Regions from separate parts of the Mus musculus genome. Here region 1 is linked to region 2. The links are chromatin contacts, found by POLR2A ChIA-PET in ENCODE. All regions are on one chromosome and are shown on one strand. Each heading gives the region's core, a stretch centred on a gene start or an enhancer-like site at or near the end of the contact. The rest is flanking DNA. Distances are from core to core; before and after follow the strand shown.

Evidence for each region. ChIA-PET counts read pairs that join two places held with the same protein, here RNA polymerase II (POLR2A).
Region 1: POLR2A ChIA-PET joins it to region 2 with 11 read pairs in embryonic stem cell. The contact joins the promoter of Kat8 here to the promoter of Ctf1 in region 2. POLR2A ChIA-PET finds 5 or more read pairs at or near these places in 3 of 5 experiments (Patski and embryonic stem cell).

The regions. Positions count from the first base shown.
Region 1 is chr7:127,908,070-127,914,367 of GRCm38, reverse strand. It overlaps Kat8 (K(lysine) acetyltransferase 8), which reads right to left and starts at 1,851. Exons shown (of 11, transcript NM_026370.2): 1 at 1,626-1,851. The coding sequence starts at 1,836. It overlaps Bckdk (branched chain ketoacid dehydrogenase kinase), which reads right to left. Exons shown (of 12, transcript NM_009739.3): 11 at 6,289-6,298; 12 at 4,704-6,201. The coding sequence ends at 6,057.
Region 2 is chr7:127,709,129-127,715,594 of GRCm38, reverse strand. Ctf1 (cardiotrophin 1) reads right to left here and starts at 2,892. Exons shown (of 3, transcript NM_007795.2): 1 at 2,816-2,892; 2 at 1,552-1,670. The coding sequence starts at 2,840.

The DNA.
Region 1 (6,298 bases), core at 602-3,101, 200 kb before region 2:
AAATCCCAGCAACCACATGGTGGCTCACAACCACCCTTAATGAGATCTGATGCCCTCTTCTGGTGTATCTGAAGACAACTACAGTGTACTTACATATAATAAATAAATAAAATAAAAAAAATAATAAAAAAAAAAGAGAGACTAGGGGCGAGAGAGATGGCTCAGTAGTTAAGAGCATTGACTGCTCTTCCGCAGGTCCCGAGTTCAAATCCCAGCAACCACATGGTGGCTCATAACCATCTGTAATGAGATCTGAGACCCTCTTCTGGGGTGTCTGAAGACAGCTACAGTGTACTTACATATAATAAATAAATAGGGGCTGGTGAGATGGCTCAGTGGGTAAGACACCCGACTGCTTTTCCGAAGGTCTGAAGTTCAAATCCCAGCAACCACATGGTGGCTCACAACCACCCAGAATGAGATCTGACTCCCTCTTCTGGAGAGTCTGAGGACAGCTACAGTGTACTTACATGTAATAAATAAATAAATTTTAAAAATAATAATAAAAAATAAATAAATAACTTTTTAAAAAACAAAAATTAAGAGATGAGTAAGAGCTAGCCAGGAAGACATGAGATTACTTATAGCAAGAGCAGGTGATAAAAGGCACATAAACACATAGTTTTGGCGGGCAGAGCAAGATTGGTCTGGCAATAGCCCTTACTAGAAGTGCCTAGAAACTGGAAAGGTCTCAGACACCTTTAATCCCAGCACTTGGGAGGCAGAGGCAGGCGGATTTCTTCTGAGTTCGAGGCCAGCCTGGTCTACAGAGTGAGTTCCAGGACAGCCAGGGCTACACAGAGAAACCCTGTCTCGAAAAAACAAAAAACAAAACAAAAAACAAACAAACCCAGTCTAAGGAGTTTAATTATGTTTTGAGACAAGGTCTCTCTATGTAGTCCTGGCTCTTCTGGAACTTGCTATGCAGACCAGGCTGGCCTCAAACTCACAGCCTTCCCAGGGCTGGGATTAAAGGTGTATGCCACCATGACCGACATTTATTCGTTTAAATTAGATGTATTTATCGTATTAGGGGGTGGGGGATACTCTTATATGGATTCTGAGGGCAAACAGTAAGAATCATTGTCTCCTTCTACCATGTGGGTCCTGGGGACAGAACTCAAATCACCAGACTTGGTGACAAATACCTTTATGTCCTGAGCCATCTCAGCTCGGAGTTTATTTTGAAGCCAGCAGCTTGAGGTTTATTTTGAAGAGGGAAAGAAAAGGAAGAAAAGATAAGGAAGATAAGGAAACGTGTTTTTAGGAACTGGGCTGTCCTCTTTGCTGGCGATGAGGGGGCAAGAGAAATGTAAAGACAGACAACAAAACACCAATGAAGGAACAGATATAGCAAAAAAAAAAAAAAATGAAGCCTGAAATCGAACCAGAGTGAATGTTCACAGGCCAACTCTGTATTCAGCTGACTGGTGGCTTTACAGGTGAAAACAAGCATGGCCTGACTCCAACCTCCAATTACAAAGTGGGCTTCTCAGCTCCCGAAATCCCGCCTTCTTACCTGAGTCACCACCCTGGCCCCAAGACTCCCAGCCCCACAGAGCGCCCATTCCTAGGCCATGCCCATTCCCTAAATCCCGCCCCTAGGCCCTGGGCCCCGCCCTCACGCCAGGTGCTATCCGGCCGCCGGCACAGGTACGTTTCTCCGATCTCCACGGTGACTTCTGGTTCGCCACGCGCCGGAGTCGGCGGAGAGACCCGGCCCGGGGACCGGGCAGGCCCCTCGACTGCTGCATTTTCCCCCGGGCCGGGCTCTCCCTCCCCTACAGTTCCTGAAGTTGTTGCAGCAACTGCAGCTGTAGCTCCCTGTGCCGCCATTGCTGTGCCGGAAGTGACCGGCCAGAGAGCCGCTTTTATTTCCGGATCAGTGGGGGCGGGCATAGTCTTGCGTGTTGGAGGTGGGGAGGTTGTGACGTGGCAAGGTTTTGTTTTGTGCGTACTGCGTGTGGCTGTTGTTGCTAAAAATTGGCCCAACTTGAGACAGGGTCTAATTACAGTCCTAACTGACCTGGAACTCGCTATGTAGACCATACTGGCCTCGAGATCCACCTGCTTCTGCCTTTTGAGTCCTGGTATTTAAAGACGTGCACCGCCACACCCGGACTTAGCTATTTTTGTGGAGTTGTTTGTTGTGACATAGCCCGGGCTGCCTACACACTTGCTGACCTAGCTCCTCCTGCCTTGGGTTCCCGAATGCTGGGATTAAAGGCGAGCATTCCTATTTCTTGAGAAAGGTTCTCAGAGGCTAGCCTGAAATTCATTGAACGTGCAGCAGTATCCTGGGGATTACAGTTGTACTCTATCACTGAATTAAGTTTTATGGGATGCTTGGGGCCAAAACCCAGGGCTTTTTATATGCTACCCACTCTATATTTGCGTCTCTCGCTCAGGGTGGGAGCAAAAACCAGTTGAGACAGGAAAAGAACAGGTGTGCCAAATAAACTACCTTCAAAATAAACTTACTCACTCTTTCTCTCTCTTTTTTTTTCAAGACCGGGTTTCGCTGTGTAGCCTTGGTTGTCCTGGAACTCACTCTGTAGACCAGAAATCTGCCTGCCCCTGCCTCCCATGTGCTGGAATTAAAGGCCTGCACCACCACTGCCCGGCAACTTCTTTTCTCTTAAGAATTTCATGTAGCGGGGCTGGAGAGATGGCTCAGCAGTTAAGAGCACTGACTGCTCTTATGAAGGTCCCGAGTTAAGACCCCATGGTGGCTCACAACCATCCATAACAAGATGTGACACCCTCTTCTGGAGTGTCTAAAAACAGCTACAGTGTACATGTATTTACATATAATAAATAAATAAATCTTTGAAAAACAAAAACAAAAAACCTCGAGCGTGGCCAGGGAGAACCTTGAGTGGTTGTCTAACCTCCACCTTTCAAATGTTGAGGTTAGGATGGCACCACACCAGGTTCATGCACTGCTAGAGATTGTACCCGAAGCTTCATTAATGTTAGGCAAACACTACCACTGAACATCTCCAGCCAAGAAGGGTTTGAGCAGGGAGACAGTGCCTGGAGAATCTGTAGTGACACTCCTCCAAGTACAGAATACCAATTCTCTGAGACTCAGTAAAGGTTAAACCATATATACATATGGTTAAGTCATAGCTTTATATAAGCTATATAGCAGCATTCAAGGTAAACTTATTGGTAGATGAATTGGAGTAACACATGTCTAATTTGCTGTTTAACTTCACCTTTCTACACACACACACACACACACACACACACACACACACGTGTTTTCCTTAATTACTGTATTGGGGCACCGGACACCTTTAATAGCTTGCCCAGTGCATACTACTTTAGGAACTGCGTTGTGGGCGAACTAGTCGATGAAAAGAAGCAGCACTGTAAGACCTTTGTTTTTTAGGGATGATAATGCCAGCCAGTTCCTCCTTAGCTGGCTTACTGGAATAAAGCTCCTTTTCTCACGCTCTATTGTTGAGACTGACTGGCTCCTGCCACATGGTTTTACGTACCCAGCATGCACTGGTAACTTTTACAGTAGCACACAACAGTGTGTTGAGTCAGAGTAGGGCTGGATAAACATCTCATTTAGACATTCTCTGAAAGTTCTTTGATTCATAATTTGGTGATCAGTTTTCATAAGGTTTCTTTTTTTTTTTTTTTTTTTTTTTTGGTTTTTCGAGACAGGGCTCCTCTGTATAACCCTGGCTGTCCTGGAACTCACTCTGTAGACCAGGCTGGCCTCGAACTCAGAAATCTGCCTGCCTCTGCCTTCCGAGTGCTGGGATTAAAGGTGTGTGCCACCATGCCCGGCTTTCGTAACAGTTCTTGAGAGGGGCAGCTTGAGGTCAGAACTCAGACACTATGGTCCAAGAAATATCTGACCGTTGTGTATCTATGTGAGATGGCATTGGGAATAGAATAGATCCTTTTGTGTGTGGCACTGAGGGAAAGCTGGCTGGATGATTCGGCATGCACTGCTCTTGTCGACAATCTCAGCTCTGCTTCCACAGCAAGCAGCTCACTACTGCCTGTAACTCCAGCTCTAGGGGATTCGAAACCCCTCTGGACTCCACAGGCCATCTACAGCAATGAGCACAAACCCACAGGTAGACACACATACAAAAAATAAGAGAGAAGGCACTAGGAAAAACTGGTTACTTTGCTGTTGGGCAGTAAAGAAGTTCAGAGCAGGATAATACCAGGTGCCCGGCACCCTAAGAATGAGAAGATACAACCAAAGGACACCTCCCACTCTAGCCCTCTTCAGGATCATTACAGCTTTTGCCCAGGCTTCTACCTCACTTGACACTTCACCTGACATCTTCAGATGATGTCCTTCCTAAGTAAGGACTAGCCTAGGCATAGTAAATACACCATGCTGTCCCCATGCCAGGGCCAACCATGATTAACATGTAAATCCAACTGTTTTTTCCAGAACTTGGGGGCTGTGCTGAGACACCCTCTACTTACTGTTATTGTGTTTATGAGTATGAACCTACATGTGTGCAGGTGAGAAGACTTGGCAGGACTCACGTAGTCCTCTCCTGCGATAAACTCTAGGAGATACCTTAGTGGCAGGTGCCTTTACTGCCGAACCATGTCGCTGGGCCCGGATGCTTTTTGTTGCTTCTGATGCTGTATCTGTGTTGTTGCTCTCTGTGGTTAACCTGTACTTTCATTCCTTTTTTTTTTTTTTTTTTTTTTTTGGTTTTTCGAGACAGGGTTTCTCTGTATAGTCCTGGCTGTCCTGGAACTCACTCTGTAGATCAGGCTGGCCTTGAACTCAGAAATCCGCCTGCCTCTGCCTCCCAAGTGCTGGGATTAAAGGCGTGTGCCACCACCCCCGGTCTGTATGTACATTCAAAGACTAGAACATGAGGCTCTTCTCTGACAACTACCCGTTAAGACAGGGTTTTGCCAAGCAGCCCAGGTTGGCCTTGAACTCGTGATACTCCTATGTAAGCATCACTAGTACTAGGACCACAAGTGTGTACATTTGATTCTACCTGGAAAGGCTAAAGTTTTCAGTGTAGGAATTTCTTCCATCCCAGCGTCAAGTGAGGGAACTGGTTACCATGGAGCCTCACTCTCTTATGTGTACCTGAGGGACAGTGGACTAGCTCTGGACTTCTCATTACAAGTCATTTCCTTGACCTCTCCCCTTTCCTTTCCTGCTTCTCCTACTCCCTTTTGGGAGTCCTACCAAGCAGGTCCGTAGGTCTTACACAGCGGGGAGAGTTACTCTTGGTTCAAAGTTCACCTAAAGTTCTGTTCCACACACTTCTGGTCACCGTGCTTTCTGCCCAAGTCCCTGGTCCTCCCTAAGACAACTTCTCCGTATCTGTCTGAGGTAATCAGGTCTCTGCATAACCTCATGCAATTCTTTTTGCAGCCACAGTGGGCAGGCAGTATTTTTAACCTCATGCAAGCTCAGGAATCAGGTGGCTTACAGACTGCCCAGTCTAGTGACCTTTACCTCTCAAACCCACGGCTGCCAGGAAGGGAAGAGTCGGGCCTGAAGCTAAGTCTTTTGGGGCCTCTGATAGCGTCTGGGGCCCAGAAAGACTTGTTCAATGAGCCCAAGTTGCCAAAGTCACTCTCACTCTTGCCAAATCAAATAGGCAAGAACCTTGAAATCACTTCTGCCACAGTGCCAGGACAGCCAGAGACTGGACATGACCAGGTTAACTCCCAAGGCCTAGGGAATCCAAAGGGGGCAGAAACAAAGCTCGCCTGCCCTCCCAACATTTGGGGCCCAAGAGGGCATTCAAAAATGCAAACTTTAATAAGCAGCAGGTCAAATGAGGAGTCCTCAAGAATGAGCAGAGCAGAGCTGGTATCAGAGGCCTCAGAGGCACCTGCTTCCTCCCCCCAAGGCCGGGAGGTAGAAAGCAGTGAGCCCTGCTGAGGAGGAGTGGTGCCCAGCTCCATCTAAGTCCACCTGTCTGAGGCCCTAAGCTCCATAAAGCGAAGTGGCAGTCTGTGGAGCCCAGCGGCCCCCTGCCAGGCCTAGGAGGTCCTCCGAGGAGTGTGGCAGGCTAGCCGGCCAAAATCCACCATTAGATTCTGAAGCTTTCCTCCCGACCATCAATGTGGCGGAGCCGTAGGTAGACATCCGTGCCAATGCCCTGCAGGGACTGCAGCTGCAGGGAGCCACCAAGATACTCTGCATATGCCCTGGACGTGGGCAACCCGAAGCCAAAGCTGGGAGCAGGGGATAGGATAGGGGTGTCAGAGGCCTGCGAGTCCTGGTTTACCCCTTCCCCCCATATTGGGAAGGTGGGGCCTTACCCATGCATAG
Region 2 (6,466 bases), core at 1,643-4,142:
TGGCAGGTCCCTTTCCTCTGTAAAAGGACCCCCCTCATGGGAAGAAATGTTGCCCCTGACTGACACCTCTTCTTGGCTTCTCTAAACGTCCCCCAAGTGGGAGTGTTCATAGCTCATATTGTCCTGCTGTTTCATTTCACAGCCCAAAGAGTTGAAACATCCAATCACACACACTGAGTCCAAATCTAGGTTTCCTGACTTTCAGAGTTCCCTTTGTCTCCTCAGAACGGCTCCAAGGATGGAGCCTCCAAGCTGAGGCACAGTATCATTTGACCACTGATGGGTCCTGTTGCAGGATATTTGATTTATGGTTCAAAGAAAACCTAACTGTTAGCAAAATACACAAGCTAAGAAAGATGATGAGTTTGTCAGATGCAGTTAGGTGTGATCTGCAGAGATGCACTTTGTGTGTGCCTGTCAAAGCCTAGTCCTAGTTAGATAAGAATGCTAAAGAATGGAAAATTCCTGCCGATTTTAAGGCAAATTTGCTCTGTGACCCAAGGCAGTCACCTGGCTGGCCTTGAGCTGCGCCACCATTAAGGTGAAATGGTTGTTTGGGCCCCCCACTGACTTGGCTTGGAGCCCACCCCCACTATGGTGACACAACTCAGCCTGCTATGGATACAGGAGAGGAACTAGAGACTTCTTTATAGCAATTGGGCCTTTGAGAGGGAGTCACCTTTTGAAGGCGCTCTCTCCTTTGGCTTGGGTAGGAAGCTCTCTGGGCTTTTACAGGAGCAGCTGGCAGGACACGGGTGAAACAGGATTCCAGGGAAGAGCTAGGGAGCCCTCCTGAGTTTGGAGGAGCTCAAAAGGAAGGTAAACTAGTTTGGTAGAAGGACAGCTAGAAAGAGATTTCTAAAGAGCTAGCAGTGTAGGCCAGGCAGTGGTGGTGCACGCCTTTAATCCCAGCACTTGGGAACAGAGGCAGGCAGATTTCTGAGTTCAAGGCCAGGCTGGTCTACAGAGTGAGTTCCAGGACAGCCAGGGCTACACAGAGAAACCCTGTCTTGAAAAAAAGAAAAGAGAGAGACAGAGAGAGAGAAAGCTAGCAGTTTAGTTGAAAAATCAAGCTTGTAAATAGATATTTTGTAAGTAGTTAAGAAAATAAAATTCCCTAAGTTCAAGGGCTTATACACAGCTCCCACCTCATGTCTCTTTTATGGGTACAGATATTAGTTACATTTAAAAGAATAAATATTACAGGGTCCTTTACTGTGTGGCCAGAAGAAAGTTAACATTCCCCTCAGAAACTTTTGATTTCCACTGCTGGGGCTGAGATGGAAGAAATGGGTGGCTGAAGACATCTGTGAGCAATCACCCTCATTCCATGCCCCAACCCTACACCTCCTCACATATTCCTCCACCAACCTACAACTCCTCACATATTCCTCCACCATCCTTAGACCTCCTCACGTATTCCTCCACCAACCCTACAGCTCCTCACGTATTCTTCCACCAACACTACATCTCCTTATATATTCCTCCACCATCCCTGCATCTCCTCACGTACTCCTCACGTATTCCTCCACCATCCCTACACCTACTCACGTATTCCTCCAGAAGTTGTTCTGCATATTTGGTCAGGAGGCGGGCAAGGTTGTGTGTCTGGCGGATCTTGGCCTCCAAATGGGGTAGGAATGAGATTGAGGAGTCAGTCTGGTGGTCTTCTGGTGGGAAAGAGAAGGAAGTGAGAGGTTATAAAGGCAACCAAACCCCACTCCTTAACCATCTTTCCCAAGCTGGCTCTCCCTGAACCCAGAGTCTCTGCTCTGGATGCTAATATTCAACCTACGAAGAATCTGCCCCATCCCAGGCACCAGATCTCCACCAAGCAGTTTCTCTACATAGATGTCTCTCCTGTCCTCAGGTCACTATTGAAATACTACTAGGACCAAATTCAAATACCTCCTTCTTAGTGCTGCCTCCAAGTTCTCCCTATTCTCAAATCAATTTCTTCCTTCCACTTTAGGGAATTTGTTCATACTTCCAAAGTAGCTTCTTTTATCCGTGTGAATCTGTCTGATCCTGAGACTCCTCACTCTACATCACCGATACTATCCAGAAACTCTTTAAGGTCAAAGTTCACATATCTTTGGATTTCTCCAACTCTTGTTTGAATTCAGTCAGCATCTCTGAAGCACTGAACGCGCCTTTCCGGCCCCTTGTACAGATAGAGAAACCGAAGACCTATTCCCTTCATGTTGCTCCTATGTGACCTGCTAGGCTCAGCAGCATCAATGAATCAACGACAGGATGGCCTTCCCTGTTTAGAGGGTGGTGCCACGGGAAGCCGACTACATTTCCCAATATGTATGTTGCCGGGACCCCAATGCATGCTGGGGAATGTAGTCCTGACCCGACAATCCCCTCCGTCGGAGTTTCCCACCGCCAGCCGAGATCTCCGAAGCCTGTATTTTGAGCTCTCGTCACTTGTAGCTTCTTCGAAGATCAAAGACTTCCTTAACTCGGCCTCTCCCTCCAGTCTTTCAGCTTTGACTCTTTCCTAATTCTCAAGAAGCACTATTATCCTGTTCCAACCCGACCCCAGCCCCTTTTCAGGGTGTACTCACCCATATATATTCGGTGATCTAACCCCTGAACCCAAGGCCCTGAAGCCTCAATTCCTTGCGCCTGCTCTTTCTCCCAACTCACCCGCTGGTTACCTGACACCGGCGTCTCCTCTCCCCCGCCCAGGCCGTTCCCCTCCCAGACTTGGGGGTGGGGTGGTGCTGACAGACATCCAAACCCCAGCTTTCGATCCCCCCGACTCCTATTCACCAAGGACACAGGATCAAGTCATTCAACCCCTTACCCAGACTTCCCTCCCTCTGGCTCATGCTGGCCCCAGGCTTATCCAGGTTCCCTCAACACACCCCTCCGGGGGAGGAGGAGGGGAGGGGGAAAAAGGGGGAAAGGGCTAGGGGCGTGGCTCGGGCTCGGCCAATCATAGTTCAGACCCCAAATATTTCCTTCCCACCATTACTTTCAGTCAAAATTCCTTGGCCCAGAGCTCAGTAACCGGCTTGTGAGCTTAGACTGGGAAGGGGCCAGAATTGGGAGGCAGGTGTTGGCACAGTGAATGGGAACTTGGGCCTTTAAGGCAGTTCTGTGTCCTGTTGGGAGGAGACTCAGGCTCAGACCTGAGGTAGAGCCTGTTTATTGGCTGCTTTGGAGGGAAAAGCTGGGAAACCTGAGAGGAAAGGTGCAAGGCTGGCAGGAGAAGAATGCAGGCAGGACTTCCTTTTTGGGGAAGACAAAGAGAGGCCAGGGAAGCCTTGTTTAGATTAGGGTCCACCTAAGGCACGCACCCCCTGGTCTAGTTATCTTAAATGCCTTCTAATTTCTCTGTCACACTGATCAGAAGTGAGACTGTTCCTCACCTTACCGTTAGAGACCCTCGCACGCACACATCTGTGTGTGTACTAAGGCATTCAGACCCAGCCTTCTACACAGGCAAGCACGAGCTTCAGGGAGGTCACACCCGAACAGCAACTCATTAACGTTGGGGTAGACACGGAAAGGACTGGACACACTTGCCTCTATAATTGGTTCCCAAGCACCTACTCTTGTCTTTGGCTCTGGCACAGAGAGGACCCAGATGATGAGGCGTCAGATGAAGGAGTATAGGCATATATTTTTTTTCTTTTTGCAACCTACTTTTAATAAACGTTTAACCTCTCCTCTTGCCCACCACCCATGAGAGGCAGTGGAAGAGAAAAGTTGTTAGAATATGGGGGAGGTGGACCTTCTCAGCAATAGTTCTTTGGGGGGCAAGCTTGGTCTCCTTTGTCAGCAGTTCAGTCCCATAGCAAACACCAAACACTCAGCAGCTACAGTCCAGTCCTCTAGGCAGGCAGACGCCATGCACAAACCAGCAGCTGTAGTTTAATCCTGAAGAAACTGCAAGGCTCACCAACTGGCCCAAGGCCACTGAAGCAGCAGCTGCCACAGGAACCTCAGGAGCAGCTCTTGGCTGGGTTTCTCTCAATGGTGGTGTAACCACAAGTTGAGCTCAACAACAGTATGTAAGGTGAACCAATACACTCGTGTTCTTAGGGAAGTACAGCAAGGCGGAGCAAACCACACCAATGCTCAGTGTCCCACTGACCCTGGGGTCACATTTCTACTCCTTCATCATGGGACCTTTCACCTGTGTCTGCTTCAGGACAACATTCTTTCATGTGTCTGCTTAACAAGACATCCTTTCACCTGTGTGCCCCAGCAAACTATCATTTGATATAACTGACTTTCCAAACCAGAAGTTTCCACTTGAGTGGAGCTTGTGAGAAAGGAAACTGGAAAAGCCTGCGTGAGAGGGTTAACACAAGCAGACTGTCAGAACAAAGTTCACTGGCAGAGCACACCATAGGTGAATGGTGAGGCCACAATGTCAGCAGTGGCCACACACACACACTAACCAGCAGTATGTATTGGGTATTCATGTGTGCCAAGCACTATCCTGAATGCTTGTATATACACATTAACTCATTCCATAATAGAGGAGGCAATGAGACAAATGACTTGCCCACGGTCACGCAGGTGTGACAAGCAGAGATTTTACTTCTTACCGTTTGGAAACGCTGCCAGTCATGGTGGACATGGTCACACCAAAACGTCACAGACACCCCTCACACACATAGCACAGCAGACTCGTCCTATCTAGTGACAGCGCAGCTTCAAATAAAAATCATGCGAGACACTCTCATCTTCTTCCCTTTCATTTGAGTGTGTGTCGGGGCCATGTGTGCGTCTGAGTGGGTGCTGGAGGAGACAAGAAGGCATGGACTCCCCTGGAGGGGATTTACAGGCAGTGCGACATGGGTGCTGGGAACCAAACTACTATTCTCTGGGAAAGCAGTAAGAGCTTTTAACCAGGAAGCCACGTCGTCGTCTCCAGCCCCCGCTTTCTTTCTTTCTTCTTGAGATTGGGTCTTACTATGTATCTCATTATTGGACCAGGCTGACCTCAAACATGTAGAGATCTGTCTGCCTCTGCCTCCTGGGTGCTGGGATTAAAGTGTGAGCCACCACATCTGGCCTTTTTTCTTTTAAAGGAAAAACCAAAACGTCTCTCATTTATTTTGCCTGTGTATGATGTGTAAGAGGTGTGGAGGTCTGAGAGCTGTCAGGAGTGGGTTCCCTCTTCTATCACATGGGCTCCCAATTTTTGAGCTTGGGTCATCAGGCTTTGTGGCAAATGCCTTATTCACTGAGACATCTTGACAGCATCCATTTTAAGTAAACCTTTAGCTGAACTATAATAGACACAAGAAATATTACACAAGTATTAAATGTACATCTTGACAGACTTAAGACCAGTGTGACAAGCGGGTCCCAGAAACCCCTTCTTTTGCTTGGTAGTCCCAATAGTGATCACTGTCCAGACCCCCCCCCCAAAATGTATTTGTTTTCTGTTATATATAGAATTATATGTAGGTATGTATGTATATAATTCTAATTATTCTAATTATTATTCTAATGCATGCTGTCACATCTGACTTCTTTCATCCAAGATCTCTCTTCACTGTTGCACATAGCTGGACTCTGGTGATTCTGGCTGTTCTGTCCGTGTCCATGGTAGAAATAGGTTGTAATTGCTTTTCCATTCCATTCTTTTTTTTTTTTTATAAAGATTTATTGTTATAGCTGTCTTCAGACACAACAAAAGAGGCCGTCAGATCTCATTATGGGTGATTGTGAGCCACCATGTGGTTGCTGGGATTTGAACTCAGGACCTTTGGAAGAGCAGTCAGTGCTCTTACCCACTAAGCCATCTCGCCAGCCCCTTCCATTCCATTCTTTGTGTTGTTTCCAGGTTGTTGCTACTGTGAAAAGAGTCCCAAACTTTCCAGTATTCATATCTTGGTGTTCATACAGACACCACATTTTGTCCTAGTGAGGTTTCTAGTGATGTAATAAACACCATGACCAAAAGCACCTCGTGGAGGGAAGAATGTAGTTCAGCTTGCAGTGATAGTCCGTTATGAAGTCAGGGAAGGAACTTAAAGCAGGAACCTGGAGGCAGGGACTGAAACAGAGACCTTGGAGGAATACTGCTTGCTGACTTACTCCCCAAAGCTTGTCCAGCCTGCTTTCTTAGAGTGTTCAGAGGTGGCACTGCCCTCAGTGGTGTGGGCTCTGCCACATCAACTACCATCAAGAAAATGGCCCCACAGACTTACCCATAGGGCATCTTGATTGAGGCCCTTTCTCCACCAAGGTTCCCTCATCCCAGCTGACCTAGTTTATGTCAGGCTGACAAAAAACTAGGCAAGCACACATTTCTTCTGTTGAGTGTTGATAGCTTGGGAGTGGAAAGTGTTGGAAAACGGGGTTGGTATAAGTTTTTCACTGGAAGACTATCAGTTTTCCAAAGTATCTCTACCAATTACACAACCTGATTCAAGGAATGCCAAGTTGCTCTGCTACCCCATCTACATGGTCTTTCTCATTCCCGCCATTC